4 separate regions of the Mus musculus genome follow, and all the other regions are linked to region 3. A link is a loop called in an ENCODE intact Hi-C map of the cell type or tissue named here. Cell type or tissue: left cerebral cortex. All regions are shown on one strand. Region 1 has its middle 94 kb from the start of Gm41945. Region 2 holds the start of Nckap5 (NCK-associated protein 5). Region 3 overlaps Nckap5 (NCK-associated protein 5). Region 4 overlaps Nckap5 (NCK-associated protein 5).

Region 1 (5,000 bases), 190 kb before region 3:
CATTTGATCAAAAGCTCAAATAAAAAAAGAGAGTGGATTGTGCCCATGCCGTGGGCACAGATCAGACCCATGCCAAGGCTCCCTAGACTTCAGCTCTCCACAGTGGTACCAAGCCCCTCCCCCATATCCTCAAGCATATGACTGTTTTATTAGGCAGTGAGTGCAGCCGACAGTCTACTGAATGCATGACAGTTATCATCCTGAATCTCCTTGAGGGACTCTGAGCTCAGGACAGTATGAGAAGCCACAGCCAGCTAGTGGGGGGGAGTGATGCTAGCAAGGGGCTGTGCTTTTATGTCCTGGCTCTTCTTCTGATGATGCCAGACTTCACAGTGTTTCTGCAAAGTGGGCTTCTCTCCTCTCTCTCTCTCTCTCTCTCTCTCTCTCTCTCTCTCTCTCTCTCTCTCTCTCTCTCCCTCTCTCCCTCTCTCCCCTCTCTCCCCCTCTCCCCCTCTCTCCCTCTCTCCCTCTCTCCCTCTCCCCTCTCTCCCTCTCTCCCTCTCTCCCTCTCTCCCTCTCTCCCTCTCTCCCTCTCTCCCTCCCCCTCTCCCCCTTTCTGTTGCACATGTAAGCATGTGCATGTGGAAGTCAGAGGTCAATCCGAGCTATTTCTCAAGTACCATTCACCTTGCTGTTATGAGACAGGATCTCTTGTTGTTTGGCTTGGAGCTCACCAAGTAGGCTAGGTTGGATATGCCTATTTCCTTTTCTCCAGTTCTAGGATAACAGGCACATGCCATCATGCCTGATATTTTCGTATGACATTCCTGGTATGGAATTTGGATTCTCAGGCTTGCAAAGCAGGTACTTCACCAACTGTGCCATCTCCTGAGCCACGTTCTTCATTAGTCACGTAAGGTCTGGCTCTGTATCTCAGGCTCAGCTTGAATTCTGGGCTCTCCCTCCTTAGCAGCGGCATTTCAGTGTGAGCAATTGTCAGAGCTGCTTCTGTTTGTCTAGGTGAGCTGCAGATCAGGGTTGAAGCTACTAATTCTGGGCTCCTGCTCCACCCACTGCTGCAGCTAGATGGCGCTGCATCCATAGTTTTAGGCATGCGGTCATGGGTTTTTGGAGCATAGCTCACAAAACACACAGAAAGGAAGTTTCTTCCTGGGATTTCTTGGTGTGAAAAGCTACCTCCCAGGATTAAATTCGAGACTTATAGGAGCTGTGGGTGCATGGCACAATTTAAACATTCCTGTGTTTTCTTAATTCCCAGTAAGATGATTAGGCTGCAAGCAGAAATGTGATGAAATTCCACCAAAAAAAAAAAAAAAAAAAAAAAAGAGAGAGAGAGAGAGAGAGAGTGCAGATGTTGTGTCAGCAATCCCCCCTCCTCCTTTCTCCTGTCTTTCAATCCTGAAATGTAATCTTGCCACCTGGGCAAATGGAAATAGTATTTTATTTATTTTATTTATTTTAAAAACCTGGTGAGTAACATCTCCGGGACTATGCGGATGTCCAAATAGCTGAGAGGAAGTGAACAAGTCCAGATGCTTTATCTTCTTGGATACAGAGGTTTAACTCAGAAAGGGCACCCGTGGCCTGTGAAACAGTGCAGCGTATCTGTTAAAACGGTTTTACATATAGACGTGGGGCTGGGAAGATGGCTCAGTGGGGAAGGGGGCTTGCTGTCAAGCCAGAGGAACTGACGGATCTAAATCCAATCCCGAGACCCTACGTAGGTGCTGGAAAGAGAACTGATTTTCCCAAGCTATGTTTGACCCCCATCTGAGAGCCAAGCATGTGTGTGCCCCCCCTCCAATAACTAAATGAACGAACGTTCTTTTAGGAGAAGAACACACTGAATACATTGAGATATACAACTAATGTCTGCTAGCACACGTTTTAAAAATAAGATACACAGTTAAGATATACACGTTGTTTTTATATTTATGCTATAGATTTTGCAATTTTCAATGATAACCAGATAACACTGTGCTTAAAGGGTCAGACTATAATGAGAAAATTTGAGGAGGGAGGGGAGTAGAAAAGAATGAATATGAAACGCAAGAGAGCCTCCGAATGAATGACGCTTTGGAGCAGAGAAACGAGAAGGCCGATGGGTTTGGAATGTCCTGCACTTGAGATCTTGCAGTGTTAAACGAGACAGAAGGCAGCACCCACACAGGCGTTTGGTAACACGTAGGAGGCTAACGTCAAACTAACTTAAAGCCCAGTGCAGCAAGCCCGTGGCTGGTCGGCTGGGTGTTGTCTCAATTAAAAAGATTTCAAGTTCCATAAAAAGAGCCAAGGCAGGTTTTGGTGATGCCTATGCAGATAACATTTGGCGGAACTTTGGTGTGGGGAGAGATGTGGTCCCTCCACACAGCGGCGATGAAGGGAAGAGCAGAGACAATAGTATTTCCTCCTCAATGTTGTAGGTAGGTAGATTCTGCCGTGAATCTGACCTGTGGAAGAGAACCATCTTTTCTTTGGGGTGTCGATATGGCTTTGGAGTAGGAGCACTGTTCATCTGGAGTGGGAGCACTGTTCATCTTGCGGACAGTTTTCTTGTCTCACCTGACAGCCTAGCCTCTCATGGTAGCAGCTGAGTACCTAGAATGTAGGATCACTAACTTAAAAGGAGTTGCTAGTTATCCATGGACTCACTGTGAAAAGAGATTTTTCTAGGGCTGGCTAAGAGTGAGTACCACTGTTGCAAAGGACTAGGGTTCTGTTCCCAGCATCCATGTCAGGTGGCTCACAAATATCTGTAAGCCCAGCTGGAGGCAATCTGATGCCCTCTTCTGAATTCCATGAGTACCTATGCACACAGAGAAGGGAAGAGAGAGAGAGCAAGAGAGAGAGTGAGCGAGAGAGAATATGAATACACATGCACATAAAAACAAAACAAACCTTTTAAAATAGGAATTTTTTTCTTCAGAAAGAAGATAGAGCATCTTTTCTCTCCACCACATCCTCCTTTGTAGGGTTTCAATTTAGCGTTTTCACACTATCGATGACCAGATATTGACACATGCTCATCACTGGAATCGGAAGATCAGATGGGAGCCAACAGAGAATTACAGGGTCCTTTCAACTAATTACAAAACCATAGAGCTCTGCCCTCTGCTGGCTGTCTTTGGAATAGAAATGACAGTATGATCATAAAGGTGCATGAAGAGGAACCCTGTCTGTAGCCATCACTTTGTTCAAAGGCAGCTTTAGAAGGTTCAGGGGCTCACAGTGTTAAGGGGTACAGTCTGTTACAGAAGGACTGCATGGCAGCAGGAACATAGGGCAGGTGGTCACATTGTTTCCAGTCGGGAAATACAGCAGATGAGCACCCCTGCACTGCTTTCCTTCTCTCTGTAATTCGGTCCAGGACCTCAGTTCATGGCATGGTGCCACCCATATTTAACATGAGCCCTCTCATCTCGATTGATTGAATCAAATAATCCCTTCACAGACAGCATGGAGCTTGCATCTTCAGCTACTCTGGAGTGTCTCAAGCTGAGAATTAATATTGATCACCACACTTCTTTATGGCAGATATTAGCAACAGCACCATTTAAATGTTGTCTCCCCACGGCCACAGGGAAATCCACCTTTCAGTACTGGATCAGATGCATTTTTATGGAATTTACAATCATAACTTTACAAATCTAGTTTATCAAGCATTTATGAACCAGGTGCTGTTTGAGACTATCTGCTTCTACTGTAGAGCAATAACTATTTGAAGATCCCTGGATACCAATACCTTATTACTATATATTTATTTCCCCGTGCGTGCATGTGTGTGTGTGTGTACATGTTTATGTGTGCATATGTGTATGTGTGTGCATGTGTGTGTGTGTGTGTGTGTGTGCGTGTGTATTCTGTTTGTGTAGGCAGGGTCCATATAAACTAAGGCATGCATGTGGAGGTCAGAGGACAACCTGAACCCTCTAACTTGTCTGAGACAGGGTCTCTTTCTCCACTGCTGTCAGTGGCCGTCTAGGCCTGAAGGCTTCTAGAGACTCTCCTCTCCCTCTCTGCCTCTCATATCTATGCAGTCATGCTGGGATTACAGATATCCTCAACTCCACTTGGCTTTAAGTAGGTTCTAGGGATCCAAACTCAGGTCTATGTGCTTCTGCCACAAACAGTTCCCACAGAGCCACCTTCCAAACCCTTTCCCCATTTTAGATATTGAGATAATTAACCAAACCAATGTTGATAGAAGCATGAATGTGAAATTTAAAACAAGGTTTATGTGGGTGCTTATTAAAGACCTCCAGTTTTTCATTGCCAAACAACTGTGCCCATTTCTGCTTAATGTTTGCTACAGTTCCCGGGGCTGCAGATGGGTTTTAACGGCCTCCTGGGTGCTGTTTGGGGTCTCTCTCTTGAAGCTGTAGGTGCCCATGGGAATACTTGGAGGTGGTGGAGGCACCGTCGGCTGTTGCTTTGAAAGTGACTGCTGCTGGATTTTAAGTATTCTAATTAATTCCAGTTTTTAATCATGCAGGCTCTTCGGGGTTTCTAAAGGCAAGGGCACTGGTTTGGAAAAAGAAAAGCCAGTTGCCAGCTGCTCATGTCTGTGTGGATTTCCGTTTTCCTTCTCTGAGTCAAGTGCTCACGTTTGCAGGAAGTGCCAGGGAGGGATTTGGCTCCTGCCCCACAGAAGGAAGGGTTATCAAGTGTGTGCTAGAGTCTGAGGTCAGCTACCAAAGACTAACAGATTCGTGCAATCTAGAAGCAGGGTGTAGGTGTTTGGAGCAAAGGGCTCGGTGGCTAAGGGTCCTTGCTGCTTTTGCAGAGGATCAGGGTTCAGTTCTGAGAACCCACATTGGAGCAGCTCACAATCATTTCTAACTCCATTTGCAGAGGACCCAAATACCCTCTTCTGGACTCTGAGGGTGCATGTGTGTCCATTGTGCACATGCAGACAAGCAGGAACACACATGCACACAAAATGCAACAAACCATAATAATAATAATAATAATAATAATAATAATAATAATAATAATAAAGCAGGGTAATGTTGGGGCCTAAAATAGAATCAGTAAAGAGT
Region 2 (5,000 bases), 92 kb before region 3:
AGGCTTCAGGTCTTGGAGAGCACTCCAGGGGTTCCTGCTCTCTGAAGAGCTTGAGAGTTATTGGAATTCACAGTGGTGGGCCAGTGGTGTGTTTGGGTTTGGCAAAGTTAACCACAGTTAACTTTAAGTTAATTTGGAAAAAGAAGGTGGCTAGTTATGCAGTGGATCTTTCTGCCCATAGAATAACTAAGTGGGAGCTGACTGTATGGGGACAAAGACTCTCCGAACCTACCAGATGCAGTGCAGTGATGCATCCCACCAGGGTAAACTGCATACAACACATAGATCACCATCTTACCAATGACTGCGGGGATGGGGTGGCATTCTCCATCTTAGACCTCTGCCCACCTAGCAGCAATGCATTGAGTAAGGCAAAGGTATGGTAAGCACTTGTCATGCACGATGTTGTTGGCTCTTCCCTATGTTTTAAAATAGCAATCCTGTGTTTAACCTCATAGATGGCTACTGTTTCTCTCAGGTGTTGCTGCCTGTCTTCCAGTCCCAAAGCAAAGTGAAATCACAGGGCCCCTTGTTCAGTTAAGGAGACAAGAATGACAGGAGAAGAGCCTGGGAGACGGGTCATCAGGTAAAAGCCCTTGCCGAGCCTGATGAATCTGATCCTGGGACCCACACAGTGGGAGGAGGGAACTGGCATCCTCAAGTTGTCTTCCGACCTCTACGTGTACACACAATATGAACAAATAAATGTGATATAAGAATGATGTTAAAAGAGAGCACATTAACACACACACAAGCCCTTGCAGGGAACAGGGCTCTACAGGGCTATGAAGATTGCATATCCATGAGGCTGGCCCAGTCCTCTCTTTCAGCCTTCTCTTTAACTTCCCCGTGTGCTGGGTTTTGCCTCTGAGCAGTTCAACAAATCGTCCTGAACGATGCACACATACATCACCCTTCCTCATGTTCCGTCTTGTTGAGAACCACAGACAGTTTTATTAACATGAAGGAAAGGCAGAGTAATGAATGTATGTGTCAGTGTTTCCTGGCTCACATTTTCCATTGGAGAAGAATACTTGGGGTGCTTGCCTCGTTCTAGGTACCCCACTAAAGGCAGGTGCTCTGAAGGAGGGAGGTCATTAGGGCAACCCAGAAAGCCTGGGATTTTTTAATCTGTAAGCCCACTTGAGATATACCAATAAATCAGCCTCCTGGAAAATCAGCAGTCTAGAAAAAATGTGAAGGCTCTTCCATTTATCTCTTGTTTTATCTGACTTATGGTTTGCTTTGTTATTCTATTTTTTGAGACATTTATGCATAAGTGTTTGTTATCTACTGTTTAATGTCATAATCTGCCTAAGCTATCATTTTTTTGAGTAACATTTTTTGTATGTATATGTGAGAGAGAGTTCACACTCGCACTTGTGTGAGTATATGCATGCCCATATATATATGCATATATATATGCAGAGGCCAGAGAAGGAAGCTGGGAGCTCTCCTGTACCTCTTTCTGCTTTCATCTCGTGACATGGGGCAGCCAGCAAGCCCCAGCTACCCTCCTACTGAGATTAGAGGTGTACAGAACCACACACGGCTTTTTATGTGTCTTCTAAGGATTTGAACCCAGGTCCTATTGCTTGCCTAGCAAATGGTCTGACCCATCCAAGCGATCTCCTAGACTCTTCTTCACTTGTAATATTTTAAATTCTAATCAGGCTTATAAACACTGTGCGCTGATGATTATCTATTTGGATTCACGGAGAATTTATTTGAAGCTGGATCTAGCTGAGAGGTCACCAAGAAAGAAAGAACTTGAATAACTGTCTTTCACTCGGGAAAATATCTAGTGTGGGTTCTGGCTAATGAATGAGGGTGGAAAAGTGCTATGCATCTCAGGGGCTCTTTGAAAGTGAAAATTACTTGATTTAGCTTTTCAGGAAAACCAAATTATGCATATGTCCCTCCTGTAAGGCTGTACAAAATCAATGTTTGTAGAGAGCAGAACAGGGGCCGTAATAAGTCACCCCTTTCAGAAAGTACTCCCCTACCTGCAGGGATTCCCGCCCCCTTCGTTTTGGCTTTTTTTAGATGAATGAAGAATTTTCTCCACAAATTATTAATTATTCCATCTTGGCTATAGAACTCCGTTCCTTGTAGTTCAGTAGGAGTCAGTGCTATTCAAACTGCCGCTTTTGATGAAGTAATCGTCCGCTTCTGGGGCCTCTTTTCAGCTGCCCTGGGCGTGCGTCCCATGTAAACGACTGCCAAATAGATTCTTTCGACATTCCAGCCAATTAAAATACATTTAAAGTGCAGCTGGTGGAAAGGCAAGCCGGGCGATCCCGATCACGAGGAGAACTTCGGGGCAGTGAGATAGAAAAACAAACTTTGGGGCTCCCACGAGGCAGCGGAGAAGTCAGAAAAGGGAGCTAGCTACCTCTCACGCTACCCTCCAACCAGAGATGACACCTGGATCCCCACCTTAAAAGACACCAAGGAGGGAAGCCTGCTTGGGAGGGTGTGAGTTTTTCCTCTCTCTTGTTGCCTGTGGAAGCTGAGTGTTGGCTCGGTGCCCGGTGTGGTACTGCATTCAAACGCCCGCAGAACACAGGCGTGTTTGTTAAGCAAGCCAGTGATCAAAAACTCCTACAGGAAGATCCGAGAACCCCCCAGGAGCCCTCCTGGGTAGCACTAGGACTTTGGATGGAATGAGACAGAACCCCGGAGCAGGCTAACGGTGGCGGAGCAACCAGCTGGCCTGTCTGCTATGCCTTTTAGGTAAGGATAGAACTTTTCTTTGCTTCGCTTTTTGTCCCACTGCGTGTGGACTTTGATGTGGAGAATTAAGGTTACTGTGCTCAGCAGGAGCAGTGCAGTGGTCTGGACTTCTGATTTGCAGGTCTGCGTGATTTTTCTGGAGGACTCCGAGGAGGAGCCACTCAGTGTAAATACATCCAGGCATCGCTCAGCACGTGCAGGCTGCGTTGGCACTCACCATGGTGCCTTTGCGCGTGTGGCTCCCTGCTATTTTCTTCCGGTGCTTGCTTTGCGAGAATCCAGGTGTGTGGGGTTTCACAGTGAATTGCTTCCTCCTCGGAACCTGTAATTGCTGTCTAATGCCTGTTTGAGTTTTAGTTCCCATTTCTTGTCGCTGTTGTCTCCTTCCTGTGGTACCAGCGCCACACCTGTACAATCGAGCAAAGTTTACTTGGTTCTCTCTCTCTCTCTCTCTCTCTCTCTCTCTCTCTCTCTCTCTCTCTCTCTCTCTCTCTCTCTCTCTCTCTCTCCCCCTCCCTCCCTCCCTCCCTCCCTCCCTCCCTCCCTCCCTCCCTCCCTCCCTCCCTCCCTCGCTAATATCCAAACAAACCTAAGCATTTTGCTTTCCTAAAGAAAAGCCAAAATGTTTGGAAATGTCTTGGTAAATCTTGATTCTTTTTTCTGCTTCTGGAGTTGTTCCTTCACGGGCTTTCAGTTCAAGCTTTTCTTGGGCTTCAAGGAAACAGGTACAGCCCTGATATCTTGGCGCTGCTGTTCAGTCAGCTCCCAGCTCAGGGGTCCCAAGCTCCTGCCCAGTTCATACAGCTGAGAACACCAAGCAGATGTATAATTGAGCACTGGGCATCAATTCCTACCCACCAGTTGCCAGATGAAAGATGTTCAAGGATCTTGACTGTTTCCTATCTCTGGTTGTCATGGTTGGCTCATTCTGGCTTTGACTTTGTTCGCCGTGAACAAAGAATCTCGCACGTTTCACGGTGAGGGATTGTGTTGCAGAGACCTGAGCGCTGCTAAATGTGCTTTATTAATCTCTAACGTGCCAGTAGCTCAGAGCCCATGCCAAGTAGAGACTTTCCAAATTTTTTGGAGCTACCTGCTGCCAAGATAAACAGCGGTTGGCCCCAGGAGGGGTATTTTAAGGGATCTTGCAACAGCAAAGTTTTACCCATTAAGAGTGGCGAAAGTCAATGAAGGAAATACTGAATAGAAGAAGTTTCAGGGAAAAACCTGACTCAGCTCTCTACCCATTGAATGGACCCAGTGGAGAGAGTCCATCCTCTCATGAACAAAGGACTCTGGGTTTCCTGTGGGCAGGCAGTGACTTTGCTATATGTACACATAGAGCTCTGTTTATGATAGAGGTGAATGGAGACATTCGTGAACACAGATACTTTCCCTGCCTGTGGCAGTGCCAGAACTTGGAGGGAAAACACGGCTTCGTGTGACCTGTGCCTGTCCCATACAATGATTCCACCCTCCACCCCCAACAAACACACACAGAAGTCCATATGGACCCAAATGCAACTTTGTGTTGAATCATGGGAAGAAAGACCTTGGGCAATAGAATGGTAAGGTAATCTACGGCTCAGTTGGCAGGTCCCTGAGAGTGAATGGCTTCTCCAGACTCTGAGTTACTCACCAGAGCAGAATGAGGGGTACCATGCTGGTTCCTGGAAGGTGGGGAGAAAGCCATATATTCCTGGGAGACTCTGACTTTAGACATATATTCCATATGCAGGTACATCTTTTTTTTAAAAAAATAATACTTGTATTATTTATTGAGTACCCCATACAGGCATAGAGTGAACCCCTGCTCCCTCTCTTAGGATCCTTTCAGATTCACCCTTATGCCCTGTCTCTCCTCCCAAAAACACATATCTTTTTTTTTTTTTTTTTGACACGGTTTCTCTGTTATCCGGGAACTCACTCTATAGACAAGGCTGGCCTTGGACTTAGAGATCTGCCTGCCTCTGCTCCCTCTGCCCCCGAGTGCTTGGATTAAAGGTGTGCACCACCACTACCCGGCTCACACCCACTTTAGAAAAAGAGATTCTATTTATTTTTATGTATATAACCCTGTTTTGTCTGCATGTAGTATGTGCACCACATATATGCCAGGGCCAACAGAGGTCAGAAGAAGGCTTCAGATCCCCTGGAACTGGAGTTGGATCGTTGTGGGTGCTGGGAATAGAATCTGGGCCATCTACAAAAGTGAGTTCTTAGCTACTAGTGTTCTAAGTCACTGGGCCACTGCTCTAGCCCCC
Region 3 (5,000 bases):
CAAACTCGGGTCTTCACAGTTCCACGTCAAGAGTTTTGACCCACAAAACCTCTTCCCCGGTCTGCCTGTCCAGTCTTTACTGATCATCTGAATGTCAGACACTTGGTAAAGAAACAGCAAAGTTATCTTGAGATGCAGTCTAGAAATTGTACCATAGTTAAAAGTTTTTTACTCTTATTTATTGATTGATTTATTGATTGATTGATTAATTGGTTGGTTGGTGGTTGAATTGTGTGTGTGCATGAATGCATGTGCACATGTATGTACATGCACACACTCATACTAGGGCCCATGTGTGGAGATCAGAGGACAACTTGCCAGAGTCAGTTCTCATGCTTTTAACTATGTCAATCCTGGAGATGGAGTTTAGGTTGTCGGGAGCTTGGTGGCAAACATTGTTACCTGTTGATCTCTCTTCAGCCCTTGAGATTTTATATTACCATCTCAAACGCTAAAATAAGAAGAGGTTATAATGACATAAAAAAAATCCTTCATAACGACACAAATGGAAATGATCATCGGGTGGAGGAGGTCACACTATACACATAGGAGTGAAAATTCTCCTCCTTCACTTCCCACGAGCGAGTATCCATTGCTAACAATGGGCATTGTTCCTTGAGTCTGGTACCAAATTCTCTGCTGCTCTCTTCCATGCTCACTCCCCAGCATCAGCGGCCTCTGCCCCTGGAGCACAGTTTCCTTAGTTTGTTTCTTCCCCCATTCTTGATCACACAACCTATTTCTATCTCATCAGGCTGCAAATGACAACGCAGAGAACATGCTTATGTTCACATCGTACTTTACTTTGTGAGCATATTTAAAGGTTCACTATGGAAAAGTAGCATTGGTGGTTTCACGAGTTTATGTTCTTTTTAAACTGTTTTACAATTTAATTAATTAATTAACTTGGTAATGAGGTGCAATATAGTCCAGACAGGCCTCAACTCACTAAGTAGCCAGAGACATGAACTTGGACTTCTGAGTCCCGTGCCTCTACTTCCAAAGGACTAGAATCATGGACGTTCACCAGTAGACTAGTTTGAAGTGCTGGAGATCAAGACCAGCACTACATGCATATGAGGTAAGCGCTCTACCAACTGAACTATATCCCAGCTCTTTGTAGGTAATTTTACCTGCTAACATAGTATTAAAAATCCACTAGAGACAGATGAAACATGTTATTGTTGGTTGTTATATCAAAGTGGCGTATTTGAGGGTCTCGAGATCATATCAAATCAATAGTCAGTTGCTATTCTTGGAGAAAATAATTTTCAGAAGTATGATGAGCATGGCTGGAAGCAGAGAGCTAGATGTGAATCATTGTTTTCCAAGGCAGGGAGACTGCTCAGTCTAAACATAGACCCCCAGCCCCAGGGATCTGCTGCCCTCCTTCCTGTCTCCACCCTTAGGGACCTCCCCTCTGCATTCTGTCCAGGATTCCCTATAGCCGTGACCCGGACATAAACAAATAAACAGCACTTACCAGACAACTGCTGCTCTTAATGACTTTCAAAGTGGGCTGGGGAGACACGCATGCAGATGGAAAAAAAAACCCTAAAAATACAAGTCAGTGTATTAAAAGCATCCAATACATATAAATAGCAAGCCTCATTGCAACAGGCCAAGGGAGGGAGGGAGGGAGGCTGGGCACTCAGGCTTCATGGAAGGGACTCTATCTCTAGGTGGAGGCTGGGGGTGGCATAAAGCAACTACAAAAGTCCTAAGAACCAGCTGAGGGAAGAGGTAGACGGGAGGGGGAAACACAGGGCAGGGAAGCCTCACTTTTATTTTGATGGTTGAAAGGGAGTGGAATTTACAGGTTTGTTGTGACATGTGACCACTATTCAACTTCATTTTATTTCTATCTTACTGCATAAAGTTGTGTGTGTGTGTGTGTGTGTGTGTGTGTGAGTGTGCTTGCATGCAGGCACATGTGTGCATGCACTCACGTGCAGGAGTGAACATGTCACCACCCTCAGAGGACAATTTTGTAGAGTCAGAAGTCGCCAGGCTTGAGGGGCAAGTGCCCTTCCTCCCGTGCTGAGCTACCTTGCTGACCCACTTTACTTTTTGTTTTATTTGACCTTTAAACTTTATTTTCTTTATATTACTTTTAAATTTCATTTAAATGTTGAGCTTTAATTGTGTTATATTTAGCTTTTAAAACTGTATTTTATTTATGATAGTGAAAATACGCATTCACTTCCCATTACAAGATCGATAATCACAGAAACCCTTCCAGCATTCTGCCCAGGAAACAAAAACAAATTGCGTTTTTGGGGGTTTTGTTTTTGTTTTTGTTTTGTTTTTGCAAACGCATACAGAATTTTGCCTTCAGATTTCTGAGGGCCCTTCCTTTTAAAATTCCAAGTTGGGAAACTTTCGTCTCAGAGTTTATCATAGAAAGTTGCAAATCAAGACACTCTGCCTGAAACCAGGTACGGAGCTCAAGGTAAGAGTTGCAAAGAAACTCTAGATGTGGCTAATCCCCGCGTACTTGTGAATCAACCAGCGGCCGCAGAGGTGGAGCAGGTGGCCGCCTTGCCTAGTGCCTCAAACTGTCCCCAAGCGCCTGTTTCTGCAGCCTATTCAGTGTCATCCGCTGGAGAGAGGATCCTCTCACTTTTTCAGAGCAGAGAAAAGCCACGCTGGGCCAACTTGACTCCATGGGGGTCACTCCATGCACGCATCACTGGAATCCGTTCCCAGACGACAGATTCATTGCAGAAGAGATCCTTTTGCCTCCCCACCCCCTCCTTTCTTTTTGACAGTCAGTTAATAAAGACTCAACAGTAAGCAGCTCCCAGTGATGTCATCTGGGACTTTGTCCACAGCGCCTGTATTTACAAGCTCGCAGCAACCACAGAGCCGCAGCCCGCGGCTTCCAGGTCTCTGCAAACTCGCCCTGGATCCCAGGCTGGACCGCTGGCTCCGTGTGGCAGATCTTCAAGAAAACCCAGACTCCTTCTTCCAAGTGTGTTTTTGAATGCTTCGCAAGTAACCAGGATCGGCAGGAGCACAGCGCTGGAGAGAAACTGTGGGAGCTTTGCAGTTCCTGGCTCCGGGACCTTGTGATTTCCATTCACCAAAGGAAAGAACTCACTCCAAGTAAGACTCCTGGGATTTAACAAAAACAAACAAGCAAAACAAAACAAAACAAACAAAGCAAAGATCTTGTAACCCTTTCCCTCTGATGTTTCTCGCTTGCTTTCCGTTTAAAAGGAGATGCTGTTTATGTATTACTGCAGGCTCTCTTGAAGCCACAAGTATGCATTTGTTCAGAGTAATTATAGCCCTCTCAACTCAGGGTTTGGTGGGGAAGGAAGCTAGCTGCTAACAGGACTGGGAATTCAGAAGCCGGTACCCCTGCTCCTAAACTACCCCTGCTCCTAAACTAATCCTCCGCTTTTGCAGTGGGTGGGTAGTGGGCGGTTTGCTGTTTTCTGTTTTAAAACAAATGCCAGCAAAATAGTTAGGTCGACCTTGGAAGGTTGGAAGGAAATTCTAAGACTTTAAAAAACTGAATGTAAGTGTGTTCTTGGAGAGAGACACCTGCTTCCTCTAGGACTCTTTTTGTGGGTTATAGATTTTAATGTGAGCATGCTGGTTTTCAGTTCATCCCATGCAACTGTAACTTCCCCTTAGTAATAGTCTCCTCTCTCTCTCTCTCTCTCTCTCTCTCCTCTGGCAACTTTTCTTTCCTCTTCTTTTTTTTCCCTGCCTTCTTTTTTCTCCCTTTCTCTTCTGTTTCTCCTTGTTCCCCTTCCCCCCCACTTCATTCATTTTCCACCACCTCAGTACTGGAAACTACTCTGGAACTCATTTCTGGCTATCCTGGCCCCTTCCCCTAGTGTTCCATGGAGAAACGGTGGGTGCTCTGATGGACTCACTGAGTGAGCATGCCCAGTTCATGTCCCACTGTCAAAGTATAACTTGGACACCACTGTCCGTGGCAGTATCTTTGCCTCATCTTTCTTTCTCCTCAAAGCTCTTTAAACTTTTCAGACATTCTCTGGGGTTTCAGCAGAGAGAGTGTATAGGATGCTGCCAATCCAGGCAGGGTTTCCCTCCTAACTCAGCCTGCAAGGGGCACACAGCTCAGTAACCAATCTCGCCTGGAAGTTCTGCTTAGGTGTCCTGTGAACTTGCCTCGCAGGGGTTTCCTGCTCTGTACTTGCAGCTCAGACTCTTGCTCCTAGCAAATCTCAGCTGACTGATGCCCTCCACCCTCCGCCCCTGACAGCTCAGGACTGACTGGCAAGAAGTGGCTCTTGGCTTGTTAGCTCCTGCAGGAGAACCCCATGACTCATTCTGTGAGACTGACTTTCTCCTGAATTCAGGTGCTCTGTCAGCACCCCCAGGAGCCTGTGAAGTGACAGCCTTCATGTCTTTCCTCTGGGCAGTCAATAGGGAAAGGTCTTAGCAATCTTTGGCTGTTTTCTATGGAATCCTACCCACCTCCTGCCTTCTTAGCAGCTCCCAGGTTCTCCATCAGACCATGCTCAGCTTGTATGTATTATGACCCTGTATTCTTTGTAGAACTGTGTTTACATCAAAGAATCTGCTACTAAACATTGTTCAATACCTGATCTTCTCCCCTTAATGAGGCTAGGTTTCATATAGCCTTGAACACCACATGTAGCCAAGGCTGGCCTTGAATTTCTGATCCTTCTACCTTCACCCCCTCCACCCTCAAATTGTAGACATGTACCATCAGGCTAGACTTATGAGGTACAGGAGATTGAACCAGAGCTTCCTGAATGCTAGGCAACTACTCTACCAACCAAACTACATTCAGCTCCAGAAGAAAACTGTGGCATAAGAAATCACTTGCCCAAAGGCCTCCAACAGAGCTCTGCTGGAGAATGTACTAGAATCTGAATCCCACACTTAGTCTGGCATGCATACTAGCATGTCACTTTTCAAGTTCTTGACAATTAGAACAGAAACAAGATCCACAGGTGTACGGTACCCGTGCCTTCTTGGAGGAACGGGGCTCT
Region 4 (5,000 bases), 79 kb before region 3:
AAGAATGCCCTGCTGGCTGGCCAGCAAAACACAGGGAACTTCTTGCCTCTACAAACCACTGTGCCCAGCTTTTTTACACTGATTGTGAGGATCCAAACTTAGTCCCTCATGCTTGTACGGTAGCCTCTTTGCCCACAGAGCCATCACCAATCCCATGGTGTTTGGGTATTCAGACAAGCATCTTCTTTTGTTTTATTGCACCCACCTAAATCTGCCAGACCTCCCCGCTTCATAGCCCTTTCTCACACTTAATTTAAGAGATTGTCCTAACAGGATATCCCCAAGCACACCCCAGAACAGCCTGTATAAACACTACTTGTAGCGAGCACGAGGAATGGCCCCCAGGGCTCCAAAGAGACATGCTTTAATTAAGTTACATTTCTGACTTTAATTATTGTCTAGACTAGGATGTTTACAAGCCTATAGATGCTTAGAGAGACAGCCGCTCAGCTTTTCTTTATCTAGGAGGAATCCACACAGAGGTGCTGAGAACTCAAAGGCCTGTATGCCATGGTGCAGGTCTCCATGATGAAGAGCAGTGTGTACAATTGCTGCTTTGAAACGGACAGAGATGTGCTCTCCCCCTTGTTGCATAGGGAAGGTTACCACAAGGAGAAAGGGTGCATAACACATGTGCACACACTCACATGTACATACACACATGTGCAACATACATGCACATGTGCATATACAGAGAAATACAAATTCATATATGCTCTTATATGTGGATGTAAACATACACATACACCCATACAGGAACATGCATGCACACACGTATACACTCACATATGCACACACATGCATATGCAAAGATGTATATATACACACATGGAAACACCATTTAGCTGAAAGTTATGATATATTCTTCAGGGTCTTTGACTTCTTTTCATCAACTCTGATTTCGAACACTTGAGTGTATATATATTTTTTAATGTACAAAGTCTTAATAGTGATGTTTCTAGAAACAGTGGGAAACACCACAAGTTCTATGAAGAGGAGTAAAAATTAAATATATAGGATCCCTTCTACAGCTGGATACACTCAGGTATTGAGAGCCTCATTGTCTTGCTTTCATGGAGAAGATATAAGAACAACAAAGAAAAACTAGAAACAAAAATGATATAGGAAAATGTTATAGGAAGAATCTTTGATTTGTACAGGAAATTCATTTATTGATTCATCTATTATTTATTCACAAATAAGGATTAGTCAGAAATGCAGGTTAATGCCAGTGAGATGGCTGAGCAGGTGATAGCCCTCACCTGAGATTGACCCCCTAGGCCCACCTCATAGAAGGAGAGTAATGGCTCCTGCACATTGTCTTCTAGCTTCCACATGTGTACCACTGTTCACACACATACACACACACACACACACATACACACACACACACACACACACATGCAGGAGTGCATGCGCACAGTTGCACGTATGTATGTGTACGCACACTAAATTCACAACAGAAATGAAATTCAGACAAGAAGCTGGTAGGAAGGTTGGGAGGGCAAGGCCATCCTTCTCATCTCAAGTCACCATGACTGAGGCTGTGAGCTGCCTGTCATATACAGGTTACGGGAAAACAAACACACGCCCAAACAGCACTTCTTTTTTTTGAGAACTTTACACTCTATTTTAAATATACCCTTTGTGAAGACCAACCTATGCCAGAGACTAAGCATGGGTCTTGTTGTGACGGTTGCTGTATTATGGCAGAAACCGTGGAGTCTCCTGGCAATGGCCTATCTTTGAAACTCAATATTTACTACTAAGTGGTCCTTCCAGGGATGGGAGAATGAGCAACTTCTGGGAGAAGCAGATCTAGTCTCTGAAGCAGTGTGGATAGCTTCTGTCTTTGAGTAAAGGTGTAGAGAGCCCAGGGCATGCTAGCCACTGCAGAGTTCTGCTGTAGATACCAAGTGTGACTCTTTCTGTTCCCAGGTCTCTAGGTGGATGAGTTCAGATTCACAAATAGAAGTGTATGGCTAAGCCTGAGGGATGGGCCGTGTGCCCTGCCATACCCATTGAGGAATCCCTACAAAGATCAGGGTAGGTGGATGATGGTGGTGCCTATTTCCAGCCAGCAAGCTCACCACACACTCTGCTATTCCAATTGCTTGCTTTGTCTTCGTGACTCAGAGCCAAATTGGCTTCATCTGATCTTTTGTGTTCTTAATATTCAACATGCCCTGTCTCCTGGGATTATAGTCTCCAGTTTTCAGAAACCATGGTTTATATGCAGCTACTTCGCAGCTTCTGATGAACCTTAAATATGGGTTTACAGCATGTGTTTTTAAATTGCACATGATTGCCTGAGGTGCCCCAGGGATGGCTATCAGTTCTGCACTTCCCACGTGTGGGTTCTGCACTGCTGGTTTCAAACCTTAAGTGCGGTTTCCCTTCTCACGGGCTGGGGATGTCCCAGAAGGGGCGGGGCTTGCTCTCTTTGCCTTTAAGCTGACTCAGATGAAGGGTGGGGTAGGTGGAGCTCAATGGACTCCGTTATGCCAGGCGCAGCCTGGCCTGGTCATGTCATTAGCCTTGCCCCAACACATCTGTCAACACTGCCTTTGTCTGGAGCCTCCCAGCTGCTTAAATTAGTTTTTCTTAGAGCTCGTCTTATCCATCAAGATCCCATGGAGTTTTGGGTTCTTTCCCTTGTTTATCACCAGAGGCCAGAACCGGTTGTCTTTTCTGAGTTACTAACCTCCAGAGGGATGGATGGAATCTCCCAAATAGTTGAGCTCTGACTCAGTGCTGTGTGCTCCTTCAGCCAGCTCCCTCCCACTTTCCCTGGCTTACAGAGCACCCAGGTTGCTGTACACAGCAAAAGTCTCACTGCACTGCCCATTTGGGGGCAGAGAATAGGGTTCTGGATTTCATACAAACAGAAAAAGGGAAGCAAAACTGTCTAGAGGAACGAAAGCGACTAAGGGACAGAGGATAGGCAAAATGTATAACATATATGAAAAAGCTCTTTCTTTAGCATGCTGCCATATACCATCGATTGGTGTATATAATTAAAACACACAGAAAGAGACAGAGAGAGCATCAGTTTGTTGAGCCCTGCCTTTGGTTCTCATGTGTGGATCCACTGGCTGTAATATGTCTTGAGGTTTCTGACTATGTGGGTTTCCATCATTTGTATTTGAAAAGTACATGCTATTTCCCTAAGGGGCTGGAGGAGAGATGGCTCTAGTTGGTGCAAGTGAAGGAGCACGCTTACCGTATTGCTAACTGTTTGCAATGGTGGGAGGCTATGGGGCTTTGCTCAGTATCTTTCACTGAATGAAAAAATCCACTATGTTTCCTCTCGATTTCTTATTTGTTTTTGTTTTGTACATGTGTGTCTGAGTGTGTATATGTGCACCACATGTTGGCAGGTTCCTATAGGATCCACAAGAGAGTCAAATCCCCTGGAACTGGAGTTACAGGTGGTTGTGAGCTGCCGAGTGTGGATTCTAGGAACTGAAGAAAGGTTCTGTGGAAGACTAGTAGGCTTTCTTAACCACTGAGCCATCATGCCAGCCACAGATAATCAACATGACATGTTAGGTTAAGAGTTTGCTTTGATTATCAGTTTGACATGATCTAGAATCACTTAATAGGCTAACCTCTGGGTGTGTCTATGTGAGGAAGTTTCTGCATCGGCTAAGTGAGTTGAATGAAAAGATCCACCTTCAATAGGGGCAGGACCATCCCATGGGCTGAGATCCTGAAGTAGATGAGACAGAGAGTGAGCTGAGCACAGCATTCATTTCTTGCTGCTTCCTGACAGCCAGAGCAACATGACTGGCTGTCTCATACTCCATGTAAGAGACTCTTACCTCAATCTGTGAGCCAGGGGGTGGGGCGGGGTGGGGGCATCTTCCCTACGTTGTTTTTGTCAGGTATTGTCGTCATAACAACGACAAAAAATAACTAATGCAGTTAATGGCTGGCCAATGTGTGTCACCATCCACCTCCTCCCACTCCCCAATAGCATACATACAACCCTGGGGCAACAACCTTGCTGCTACTTATTGTAGGTCATAGAGGGAGAAGGGGGATGGCAAGGGCCACAATGCCTTGCGTTGTGCCATGTCTAGGCAAACAGAGTTGCTTTGTGATGGTGAAGGTGGCGATGGGAGAAGCGGGTGGGGGAAGCATCTTTCTTAGGATCCTAATCCAAGGAAGGATATCTCTAATTGTGAAGTTTTCAATACAATTCTTTTCTTTAAGAGTCCAGCTGACAGTGGGACTCCTATACTCGGTACATTGTTGGTTAATAATAAGCCTTTGCTCCATTAAGACAAGGGTCTATACATGTTATCTCTGCCTGAAAGAGGAAACTCTGACATAGGAGTGTGTCCAAAGAGAGAACTGTGCGACTTTATGGGTTGTTTGTTTTTAAATGATATTTTAGGGCTTGGTAGTTTTCTCTCTCCAGCACACTAGGAAAGTCTCCTCCTTTTCATTTTGTAGTCTTGCTGCATGAGACTTTTGTTTTGTTTGAGGCAGGGTCTCATATACCTAGGCTGGTCTCAAAGTCACTGAAGAGCCGAGGACAATCTTGACCTTCTGATCCTTCTGCTTCCACTTCTCAGGTGCTATGGGTCTAGTCTACCATACCTGCCTTACACAGCACTAGCAATGTGCTACATGTGTTATTGAAGCAGGTTTCCCATAGTACACCTCCAGTGTGGTAACATAACAGTAGCCACTGCATTTCTGCTTTTTGGTTGGTAGATGCTGTGAATACTTCTTGAATCTCTATATCATGTCAGTTAGCAGAAGAGGCAGCTGAAAGTCAGAACTTTAAATGGCCCATACAAGGCCAGAGAGATCAGCAGGGTGAGCCAGGATCGAAACTTAGATTGGCTCCAATGTTGATCCATAGCAGAGCTCTACAGTCCACCTTTCAGTATGATTTCCAGTCCTGTTACGATACATTCTGTGATTGAACAAGGAGAAGACCATACATTAAAGCCTTTGAAAGTTATAAGCATTAATATTCAACCTGA

The links. A loop is a pair of places that touch in the nucleus more often than their neighbours do. Peaks named below come from ENCODE experiments on the same cell type or tissue, not always from the same donor. Only the 100,000 strongest peaks of a DNase experiment are listed, where the experiment ranks them.
Region 1: it touches region 3 in a loop (3-fold over the local background); 10 of 42 quality-filtered maps call a loop at or near these places.
Region 2: a loop joins it to region 3, with 4 times the contacts of the local background. A loop is called at or near these places in 11 of 42 quality-filtered maps.
Region 4: a loop joins it to region 3, with 4 times the contacts of the local background. A loop is called at or near these places in 9 of 42 quality-filtered maps.

What each region holds. Positions count from the first base shown.
Region 1 is chr1:126,927,950-126,932,949 of GRCm38, reverse strand. No RefSeq gene overlaps it. Among named protein-coding and RNA genes, the nearest start is that of Gm41945, 94 kb to the left of the region's middle. In left cerebral cortex, CTCF peaks have their summits at 1,007 and 3,092 (motif pointing left); DNase peaks (open chromatin) are centred at 1,021, 1,499, 2,176 and 3,078.
Region 2 is chr1:126,828,053-126,833,052 of GRCm38, reverse strand. Nckap5 (NCK-associated protein 5) reads left to right here and starts at 2,421. Exons shown (of 17, transcript NM_001081756.1): 1 at 2,421-2,736. In left cerebral cortex, no CTCF peak of the experiment used is centred here; DNase peaks (open chromatin) are centred at 2,266, 2,516 and 2,924; H3K4me3 peaks cover 1,070 bases.
Region 3 is chr1:126,736,046-126,741,045 of GRCm38, reverse strand. The region is part of intron 1 of Nckap5 (NCK-associated protein 5); the gene reads left to right. Among named protein-coding and RNA genes, the nearest start is that of Nckap5, 92 kb to the left of the region's middle. In left cerebral cortex, no CTCF peak of the experiment used is centred here; a DNase peak (open chromatin) is centred at 2,962; H3K4me3 peaks cover 1,178 bases; H3K27ac peaks cover 1,131 bases.
Region 4 is chr1:126,815,300-126,820,299 of GRCm38, reverse strand. All of the region lies in intron 1 of Nckap5 (NCK-associated protein 5), which reads left to right. Among named protein-coding and RNA genes, the nearest start is that of Nckap5, 13 kb to the left of the region's middle. In left cerebral cortex, no CTCF peak of the experiment used is centred here; no DNase peak of the experiment used is centred here.